Regions from separate parts of the Homo sapiens genome. Here region 2 is linked to region 1. Evidence: read pairs that join two places in POLR2A ChIA-PET (ENCODE). Cell type or tissue: K562. All regions are shown on one strand. Links, peaks and the distances in the headings refer to the core of each region. The heading gives the core; the rest is flanking DNA. Region 1 overlaps CR1 (complement C3b/C4b receptor 1 (Knops blood group)). Region 2 overlaps SRGAP2 (SLIT-ROBO Rho GTPase activating protein 2).

The links. ChIA-PET counts read pairs that join two places held together with the same protein. Peaks named below come from ENCODE experiments on the same cell type or tissue, not always from the same donor. Only the 100,000 strongest peaks of a DNase experiment are listed, where the experiment ranks them.
Region 2: POLR2A ChIA-PET joins it to region 1 with 8 read pairs; 1 of 35 experiments calls an interaction of 5 or more read pairs at or near these places.

Annotation. Positions count from the first base shown.
Region 1 is chr1:207,517,710-207,523,093 of GRCh38, forward strand. All of the region lies in intron 4 of CR1 (complement C3b/C4b receptor 1 (Knops blood group)), which reads left to right. Among named protein-coding and RNA genes, the nearest start is that of CR1, 24 kb to the left of the region's middle. In K562, for the core only: a CTCF peak has its summit at 2,870 (motif pointing left); DNase peaks (open chromatin) are centred at 2,132 and 2,633; H3K4me3 peaks cover 1,214 bases.
Region 2 is chr1:206,416,415-206,421,798 of GRCh38, forward strand. It overlaps SRGAP2 (SLIT-ROBO Rho GTPase activating protein 2), which reads left to right. Exons shown (of 23, transcript NM_015326.5): 12 at 2,959-2,986; 13 at 4,836-4,860. Among named protein-coding and RNA genes, the nearest start is that of IKBKE, 51 kb to the right of the region's middle. In K562, for the core only: no CTCF peak of the experiment used is centred there; a DNase peak (open chromatin) is centred at 3,077.

The DNA.
Region 1 (5,384 bases), core at 206-5,205:
ATTAGTTTGGGTAAGTTATATTTTTCAAGGAATTTACTCATTTTATTTAGATTTCCTAGGTTATCAGCATAATGCTGTTTATTATAGTCTCATATTAGCCTTTGGATGCCTGTAAGTTCTGTAGTGATACCCTTACACTCATTAATTTCTGATATTGGTAATTTCTTTTGCTTCTTTTTCCTTGATTAGTTTTACCGGGGCTTTATCAATTTTACTAAGCTTTTCAGAAAAACAACTTTTAACTTTCTTGTTTTTTCTTTAGTTTATGACTATTTTCTCTTTTATTGATTTCTGCTTTAAGCTTTGTGTATTCCTCCAGTCCTAAATTCTTGATACTAATTAATTTGTTTCCAACCTTTATTTTTCTAATATGTACATTTAACCTATCAATTTTTCTCTAAAACTGTTTTATTTATTTCCAACAATCTTTATATTTTTATTATCATTGTACATAAAAGCTTTCTAATTTCACTTTTAATATCTCCTCTGACCCATAGGCTGTTTAGAAGGGCATTGCTTAATTTCTAAATATTTAGAGATCTTCTAGTTATCATTCTTTCATTAATTTAATCATTTGAGACATGGTTTATTGCCCAGAATATGGACGATTTTGGTAAAATGTTACATATGCACTTGAATGTACAGTTATTTTGCTTCATTTTCTAGAAATGTCATTTAGGAAAATGTGGTTTAGAACAGTCTTTTTTTCCCCCTCCACTTGTTCTCTCAGTTATGGAGAAGCATGTGTAAAATATCTGTATTAGTTTCCCAGGGCTGCTGTAACAAATTACCACAAACTTAGTGGCTTCAAAGAAGAGAAATTTACTCTCTTAACAGTTTGGAGGCCAGAAATCCAGTTAAGATGTCAATAGGATTGGTTCCATCTGCAAGCTGTTCTGTGCCTCTCTCCAGGCTTCCTTCCAGTGGCTGCTGGCAATCGTTGATGTTCCTTGGCTTGTAGATGCATCATTTCCTTCTCTGTCTCCATCTTCTCATCGCCTTCTCCTCTGTGTGTGTCCTTTGCTCTTCTGTCTCCTATAAAGACACTGGACATGGATTTAGAGGCCACCCTGGCAATCCAGAATGGTCACAGCTCGAGATCATTAACGTGATTGTATCTACAAAGACTCTCCAAACTGGGTCATATTCACAGGTTTCAGAGATCAGGACACAGATATTTTTTAAGGAGGACAGTGGTTATTCAACCCATTACAATCCCCAACTACAACTATGAATTTGTCTGTCTTTCCTCTTTGTTCTAGCAATTTTTACTTTATGTATTTTAAACATGTTATTAAATGCATGAAATTTTTGGTTTATTCTTTCTGCTGAATTGACTATTTTATCATAATGAAATGTCTCTCTTTACCTCTCATAATACTTCTTACCTTAAAATCTACTTTGCATATTAATACAGCTATATAAGCTTTCTTTATTGTTTTTATATTATATGTGTTTTAAATCTTTTACTTTCAGCCCTTCTTTGTCTTATATTTAAAGCTTGTCTCTTATAAACATCATATAGTAAGGTTTTGTTGTTTTATTCAGTCTTAGTTGTTCATTGGTGTGTTTGGAACATTAAAATTTAATAATAAAAATTAAAAATAAATAAATTTAATATAGTTACTGATATAAAGTCTAAGTCTTGGTATTTGTTTCATGTGTTTGTTCCTTTATTCCTCATTTCTCACATTTTTTAATTCATCAAGTATTTTTATTATTCTATTTCCCCAGTAGCTTTTAAGTTATATTCCATTTTTTATTCTTAAATGACTACTCTAGAGATAGACATCCTTGATTTACTATAGTCTGCTAAAATTGTACTTTTACCACTCTCCAAACAACGCAAGTACCGAAACTATTAATAGTTAATTCCATTTATGTCCTCCCCCTCTTTTTGTATTGTTGCCATACGTTTTGCAAAAAGAAAAGCTTCAGCTGAATTAAATTTAAAAGAGTTTAATTGAGCAATGAACGATTCGCAAATCAGGCAGCCTCCCGAGCCAAAGTAAGCGCAGAGACTCCAGCCCAGCTGCAATGGGGGAAGAGGATTTACCGACAGAAAAAGGAAACTGACGTACAGAAAACAGAAGTGAGGTACAGAAACAGCCGATTGGTTATAGCTCAGCGTTTGCCTTATTTGAAAACAGTTCAAACAGTTGGCCACATTTGATTGGCCAAAACTCGGTGATTGGCGTAAGAGTAGTCTGCGGTCTGTTTACATCTTCACTTGTTATAGTTTGCAGTTTACAGAGAAACCTTTAGGCTGAGCTTAAACTACGTAAGGCTTTAGGCTAAACTTGATTTAACGATTTACATATATTCTATATTTCAAAGACACTGTTGTCTTTATAAAAACAGTATTTATTTATATTTACACCTTAGTGAATTCTTAGAATTTTTATGTTGCCTCAGCATCCATTTAGAATATGTTTAGCTTTCTCATGCCAGAAGCAGGGCTTAGTCACCCTTAATGCCCTTTCTAGTTCTGTACCTCCTCCCAATTTTGCAACGTGGTCGAGCCAGATATCTGCCTTATACAACTGCCTCCTGGTGACCACCTCTCTATGGGACAGCTAGATAAAACCTACTTGACTAGCGTCCCTGACCTCTGTGCCCTGCATGGACTTCGCAGATATGCTGCCGTGACCACCTCTCAGTCGCAGCACGACTGCCTGGAACATGTGCCTGCTTTCTTTAAACTCACCAATTAGAACTCCCCATGGGAGATACCTTGGCTTGTAGATGCAAGATGCTGGGTCATACTCTGGTCCCCAATAAAGGCATTGGCTGATGGGTCCCCTTCTCTCTGTCTGTCTCCTCGCGCTGACCAACCTCTGTGTGATCTTCAGGCGTGCCATACCCCCAGCCCGTAATAAAATCTTTACTGCCATCTTGTGTTTCTTGTAATGACTGAAGAGGTTTTCTCTATCATAAAGATCCTAAATGAAAACATACCCGCATATGAGCTCTTTCTGGTGTGTTTCCTTCTTATTGCAATTCTGTCAATTCTATATGAAACTATTTTCCTTCAGCCTGAAAAAGTCTCTTTGGCATTTTTGTATTGTAGAGCTTCTGACAACAAATTCTTTAAACATTTTTCTAAGTGTGGTTCCTCTGAAGGTTATTGTCCATGTTTCCTGGCTGCTTTTAAAATGGATTACACTTTAAAACAGATTTTTTACAATATTATTGTGTTGTGTCTAGGTAAGAATTTCTTTGTATTGCTTGGGTTTGCACATTTTTTTTTTTTTGGTTGTTTTTTTTTTTTTTTTTTTTTTTTTGACAGAATTTCACTCTTATCACCTGGGCTGGAGTGCAGTGGTGGGATATCTCGGCTCACTGCAACCTCCGCCTCCGGGGTTCAAGTTATCCTCCCACTTCAGCCTTCCAAGTAGCTGCAATTACAGGCCTGTGCCTCCATGCCTGGCTAATTTTTACCCTTTTAGTAGAGATGGGTTTTCACCATGTTGACCAGGCTGGTCTCAAACTCCTGACAAGAGGTGATCTGCCCACCTCGGCCTCCCAAACTGCTGGGATTACAGGCATGAGCCACCGTGCCAGGCCTGTATAGCCTTTTGAACCTGTAATTTAATGATGTCTTGCATCAGTCTTGGAAAATTCTCAGTTATTAATTCTTCAAATGTTGTTTATGCTCAGTTCTCTCTCTCTTCTCATCGAGGGACTTCAGTTAAACATGCTAGGCTTTATTCTTCTATGTATTTAGTCTGTATTTTTTAATCTTTTTATATATTGGTGCTTGGTTTTGAGTATTTTCTTCTGTCCTAGCTTCCGGTTCATTGATTTTCTTTCAGAGTCTAACCTGCTATTAATCTCACACAAATTCTTAATTTCAGCAATCATATTTTACTTTTACAATTCTAGACTTTTTATTTTCCAAATCTGCCCTCTTCCTTTTTTTTTTTTTTTTTTTTTTTTTTGAGACAGGGTCTCACTTTGTTGCCCAGGTTGGAGCACAGTAGCATAATCATAGCTCACTGCAGCCTCAACCTTCACAGGCTCAAGCAATTCTCCCACCTCAGCCACCTGAGTAGCTGGGAATGCAGGTGTGCACCACCACACCTACACATCTGGATAATATATATATATATATATATGTATATATACTTTTTTTTTTTTGTCGAGACAGGGTTTCGCCATGTTGCCCAGGCTGGTCTCAAACTCCTGAGCTCAAACGATCCACTCTCCTCAGCCTCCCATAGCGTTAGAATTACAGGCGTGAGCCACCACATCCCACCCTGTTCTTTTTAATAGTTTCTAGTTCTTACAAGTTTCAATTATACCCTTGAACAGGTCTGTAGTTCTAATGGGTCAGTTTCTGTCATCAGTAATTGTGTGTGTTATTTTATCTCTCCAAATATCTGGTTATCTTTGATTGTGTATCAGGAATTCTATTTGAAAACTGTGTCTGTAGAAATAATTTCAAGGCCTTAGATAACCCATCTTCTTCCAGATGGAATTTTTGTCATTGTTTCTGCAGGCATCTGGGGACATTAGCAATCTAGGACCACTCTAATTCAGTCTCAGGAACTGTGATTTTCCAGGGCCACCCACAGTACCAGTACTTGAAGTACTAGTTCCAGTCTCTGAGACAGCAAATTTATTTTCAGTTAACCCTGATTACCAGGGCCTAGTTCTTGTGGCCTCAGAACACATCAGAAGGTATTACCAGGCCTTCCATTTGGGGCAGGCCCTGGACTTCCATTGTTGTCCCTTAACTTCATGAGAAAATCAAAAGTCTGTTCAGCCTCTCAGTTGCCCCGTCCTGATTCAGCTGCCCATTCCCAAACAATAAGCAGCCCAGTTGCCAAGCCCAAATACCCAGCTCTCAACTGGATTCTCATCTTCTCCTAGATCATGGCCCAGGAATGCTTCACTAGTTTGTTAGCTTTCTGATGCTTTAACAGATAAATATTTTTAATTCTCCAGTATTTCTAGCCTTTCTTGAGGGTGGATGGTTGGAGCAATATTTTATTTGAACTGTTGAGATTACTATTAGTAGAAGCAGAGCCTGAAAAATTTTTATTTTTAATTTTAATTCATTCATTTCTAAATTTATCCAATTAAATTCACTCAGTTTTAATTTCAAGTGTTTTGGGATTTGGGTTGAAGAAATTTTGTTCTAGTTTATAGCAACACAGTATACTATGTACTACTGCTATACTTTAAAATGTATTTAGGGGTTTTTGTGGACTAATATATGATCACTTTTACACAGATATCATCTTATGATATCAAACTTAGATTTGATGAAATGAGTTGGTAAGCTTCATATCTTTTATATGTTGTGAAACCTTGAAATTACATTTGGAAGTATATTTTTGAATGAATTTTGGTAATTTGTATTTCCATTTATATCATTT
Region 2 (5,384 bases), core at 161-5,160, 1.1 Mb before region 1:
GGACAGACTGCTGCTTTCTATAGCTTCCAGAAAGAGCATCAGTTTCCTTCTGCTTTGAAAGCTCCTAATGCTGTTTAAGTGGCAGCCCTCTCTCGTGTGGCTATGCTGAGGCCTTGGTGCTGAATGGACTGTCTTGTCTCATAGAATGATTTTAACCAGACCCTGGAAAGTAGCAAGGCAGAGAACTGGACCGGCACTCTGGACTTTCTCTCCTCAACTGTCAAACAGAAGGTGGAGGTTGAAAGAGAAGCTTCCCCAGGGTTTTTTGGCACCCTGCCCAGATTTCCTGCCCAACTCTCAGCATCCTATGATTAATGGGATTCCCAGGTTGGGGATGCCTCTGAATGCCGCCCCCCCCTCCCTGCCCCACTAATCTAATCTCCTCACTTAAAGATAGGAGGGAGTGGAAGGGAGAAGCTGCAGGGAATATGTGCTAACATCAGTTACAGGCAAGCCTGTACTTACACAGAGATCTGACATTTTAAAATAAATTCTTGAGCACTCTTTAGACAAACTGCAAAGTTTAGGAAAGTGTGCAATACTCCTTGGCTCATTGGCCCCAGGAATTGGAGCCTCACTTCTTATTATACCAGAACCTCCTACCCACCTTTTTTGCCCTGTCCTTTTCCTGCCTTGGATGATTTCCCAGATGATTAATTTTTTTCTCTAATCTTTTATCTAATGACTTCTTTTTTTTTTTTTTTTTTGAGATGGAGTCTTGCTATGTCACCCAGGCTGGAGTGGAGTGGTGCCATCTCGGCTCACTGCCAACTCCACCTCCTAGATTAAAGGGATTCTCCCACCTCAGCCTCCCCAGTAACTGGGATTACAGGCACGTGCCACCACGCCTGGGTAAGTTTTGTATTTTCAGTTGAGATGGGGTTTTGCCATGTTGGCCAGGCTGGTCTCAATCTCCTGACCTCAGGTGATCCACCCACCTCAGCTTCCCAAAGTGCTGGGATTACAAGCGTGAGCCACCATGCCTGGCTGATCTTATGACTTTTTTTTTTTTTTTTTTTTTGAGATGGAGTCTTGCTCTGTCACCCAGGCTGGAGTGCAGTGGTGTGATCTTGGCTTATTGCAAACTCCACCTCCCAGGTTAAAGCAATTCTACCACCTCAGCCTCCTGAATAGCTGGGATTACAGGTGCCCACCACCATGCCTGGCTAATTTTTTTGTATTCTTAGTAGGGACGAGGTTTCACCATCTGGGCCAGGCTGGTCTCAAACTCCTGACCTCAGGTGATCTGCCGGCCTCGGCCTCCCAAAGTGCTGGGATTACAGGTGTGAGCCACCGGGCCCAGCACAATCTTATGGCTTTTAAGACATTTTCTTTTATGTGAAGAAAGCTGGTTAGATAATTTCTATTCTTCTTCCTCACCACCGAAAGGACTCAGACTAAACAAGTTTGGGCATTGAGGGCCAAACTTTGCTTATAGAAAATCTTTACTCTTGGGTTATCACATCACTCCATGGAGAATCAAGACAGTCTAAGCATAGTCCATAAGTAAGACAGAGAGCAGGGCCTTGGGGCCATACAAATGCATTCATATGCGCTCACATTTGTGTGTGTGAGTGAATGGGTTTACTCACACATTTATGCACCAAATGTGCTACTATGGAGGGATGAAGGCTGATCATTAGTGCTGCAAATTGTCTTAATCTAAAGATGACAAGTTCTAGCAATAAAGAAAAAAAAAAGCTATAAATCTTTCTGTGTGCAAGTCATCACGTCCCTGCCTTCTGAATGTTTTTGTCACCATGATGCAGGAGCCCCTTGTTCTTGCCGTAGAGGGATAATTGATGTGTATGAATATTCCAGAATGGAAATGGAACAGATGTAGAAAATAATGGCTCAGAATAATATTTTTGCACATAAGAGCTGAGCCTTTGGTAACGAGAGACAGTTAGGGGTAGGGGATGGCGTTGCTCAAGATGAGCTGAACTGTAAGCAACAATTACCAACCTTTAAAGGCAAGAAAATGCCCTGCCCTCCCTCCGCCAGCCCTTGGAGTTGCCTTTGCAAGAGCTTGGATAGGGAGGAGTGTGGGAGCTGATTTTTACTTCCCCCAGCTCAGCACCTGCTAGGGTTTGCCCCTGGTTTAAATAATGCAGATCTAAAACAGATTGAGCTTCATTAACTGTGGTCCTAAAGAAAGCAATATATATTACATCATTTCCCATGTAGACATGCATATATATTTTTTTAAAACATGAGAATACTTCTCATGAACTTGAAGATTTTCAGTTTCATTTTTTTAAAAGCTAGCAATGACCCATTAAACTCCTAAGGCCCACTGTTAGATTGAGAACCATGATTTGCTAGCAGTATCAACATTGTATCTCCCATCTCCCTTGCCACCTCAGTCAAACCTAACAGGAGAATTTACTATGAATCTAAAGCTAGAATATCCATATCTTCTCTGTTCTCTCCCGCAAACAACTCCTCTTGTTCTCTCAGCCTCCAACTCTCTCTGTGTGTGTGTGTGTGTGTGTGTGTGTGTGTGTGTGTGTGTGTGTGTGTATACTCAGGAGCAAGTAAACTTGGCCTTCCACCCCACCACACACACATCCAACATAAGAGAAGCTGAATTTCATCTCTGGGAGGGCTTCTAATAATTTATTCTATTAAGTATGATCTGTGCTGCTATTGTTCCACTACCTCCATCTCTATGTTCCCATTGGGAAGCAGAATTGGCCCTAAGGTTTAGGGGGACTGACCTGGACTGGGAATCAGCATCAGAAACAGTTTTTGCCCAGAAAGAGGGTCTTGGTGCTTTCTTTTCTTTCTCTCTGTCTCTGTCTCTCTCTGTCTCTCTCTCTCTCTCCTCTCTTTTGCCACACACTGTTATACTGTGGCTGTCTAGGGGAGATAGGCATGGTAGTTACTAGGAGTGGGTCTCCCTCCTTCACCTCTTCTCCTTTAACATAATGCTTTTTGCCTTTGTGTTTCCAACAGGTCAGCGGACAGATTGCAGTCTAGCCAGGTGAGTGTGGCCTGGGACAGGCCTGGGAAGTGATAGAGGCTTGGTGGGTAGAGCAATCTTACTCTGGGAGAGAGCCAAGGAGTTGAGTTGTAAAGGCATTGAATGACTTTACAAAGCAATGGCCTGGGGCGGGGTTTGTTTACTTCCCTTTGCCTTACTGACCCCATCTGATCTCAGATAGAAATGGGGTTTTCTGGGACTTTGAGAAGGAGCTAAGCAGAACTGAGTAAAAGGGGTTATCATTTGCTGAAATTGTCCCAGAGACCCCCTAACGCCACTGAATTGCAAGTAACATAAACATTCAACTGTAGAGGATTCTGGTAACCTAACCTTAGCTGCTAGACTTCAACATAGGGGCTCTGGGGAGTCTCTGACCCAGAGAAAGAAGATCAGGAGATGGCATTTGATTTTTTTTTTTTTTTAATGCCCAGAAAAGAAGGCAGCCCCTAATTAGTAGTGACTGTTGCTGGATAATGAAATATTACATTGCATTGGCTCGCCAAAGAGTATTGGTAGAAATATTTGCCTGATGTACAAGTATGCACCCCTCCCAATCTTTCCCCACCTTCCCCTTCCTCCTCCACCCCAGCCAAATATTTTCCCTCTCAGTCATGGTGCTGCTATGAGAAAATTTGTGAGCTGTCGGAGAGCAAGGTATTCATTCATCCAGCAGTTCTCAGATGCCTAGAAATGTGCTGATTTAACTAGAGAAGGGGCTTTAATGGGTTGGACTCCTTAGAGACCCTGGGTTAGCCCATTATATCAACCACTTATATCTGCCAAAACACATAATAATTATGAGGCCATTTACAATTATAGGTTCATTATTTAGAGATAGCTTCATTTGGCTTTCATTGTTTTGTCATTGTGAATTACAATAAAGATCCCATTAATATACCAGTCTTGATGACTGGAGGGAACCAGGATAATGGGATTCTCTGGAACACATCTTTTTGGTGTTAGAGTCTTACTGTAAGTTCACCTGAGCTCCTGAGTCTGTGGAAGGCTCTGTAGGACTGAAAAGAGCTGAGTTGAATTTCCCGGTGCTGAGTTATTTTGCTGTGAGACCTTAGGCCGCTCTTTTCCCCTCTCTGAACTCTGGTTTCCTCTTATAGAAGACCAGAGCACTCCACTAGATTCAAGGTGTCGTAGGATTCCAAAGGGGTTCCTCAGGAGTGGCCTGGTGGCAGGGGCAGAGCGATGACCAGCAACCAGGCTCTGGTCCCATCCTTCACTCAGAGCAGGACAGCCCTGGCCTCCTTGGTTTGGGTGTTATGCCTCTGAGTCAGATTCCCTTTGAGAAGAGGCTTCTGAGGCTAAACACAGATTGGAAAACATTGACCTAGAGGATTCTCAAGGTTGTTTCCAAACTAGATGTTCTACACTCTAAACCCAGAAAAATTGTTCCCTGTAAAGATAGCGATCTTTAAGGATTTCCTAGAGAAACAAAACAAAAAGCATCCTTTGGTGTTTCCCAGTGTCTCCTAGCAGGCAAAAAAATCTTCTTATTGTCTAGCCCAAAAATATTTTACTAAAAATTGAACCAGTCCTCTCCTATTCTAATTTTGAGTAGTGGTAGACATTAAAAGCAGGGACGTCTGTGCTTTTGTGAAAAAAAAGAGCTTTCGTAGGCTTTATTGTGGAAGTAATTTATCAAGTTTCTTAGCCATTTCTGGGACTGAACTGAGTAATGTCACATGTTTCATTGGCTACCACACAGATTTTTTTTAATTATTAAAAACTTTACTTCTGGGTTTAAGAGTGATTGTTTATCTCATTCGTCCCAATTTTCTCTTTTTCTCCCTTGTTGCTGGATTGGTCCAATCTGATTCGGCGGGATTGGTCACAGGCGCAGCTCAACTGTGAGGAAACAGGTAAGGGCCCAAGCGGGGCCAGGCTGGTCTGGCCTGAAAATATAGTCCATCCCACAGGCATTTATTGAGCGCCACTGTGTGCAGGACAGACACCTCTGACTTCATGCCTGCATTTGGAATGTATCATTTAGTCATAGTATGTTTAATATGGTGGCAATGTCATTGATTTAACTAGTTGGAGTGGCCATAGTCTTTTTGACTTGTCCCTCTCCTTTCTAGTCATTTATCCTCTTGCATACTAGGGGTTTGGTTTCATTGGTGCAGATTGTTCCAGAACTGCCCATGGCATCCTTTTCCAAGACCACAAAAGAGGCTTGACACTTCCTACATTTGTGCTAACATATCAGTAACTCACAGCACCTAATTAGCTAGACCAGACAATCTCGCTTTAAGTTGGCAGATTTTGTTTGATTGTTTCCGGTGGCGTAGTCATTCTAGATGGACTCCTAAGACATGCTAACAATGAGAAGATTAAGTCTGGTCTAGGAACGATAGGCAAGGGCCGTTCAACTCTGCAATTTGGT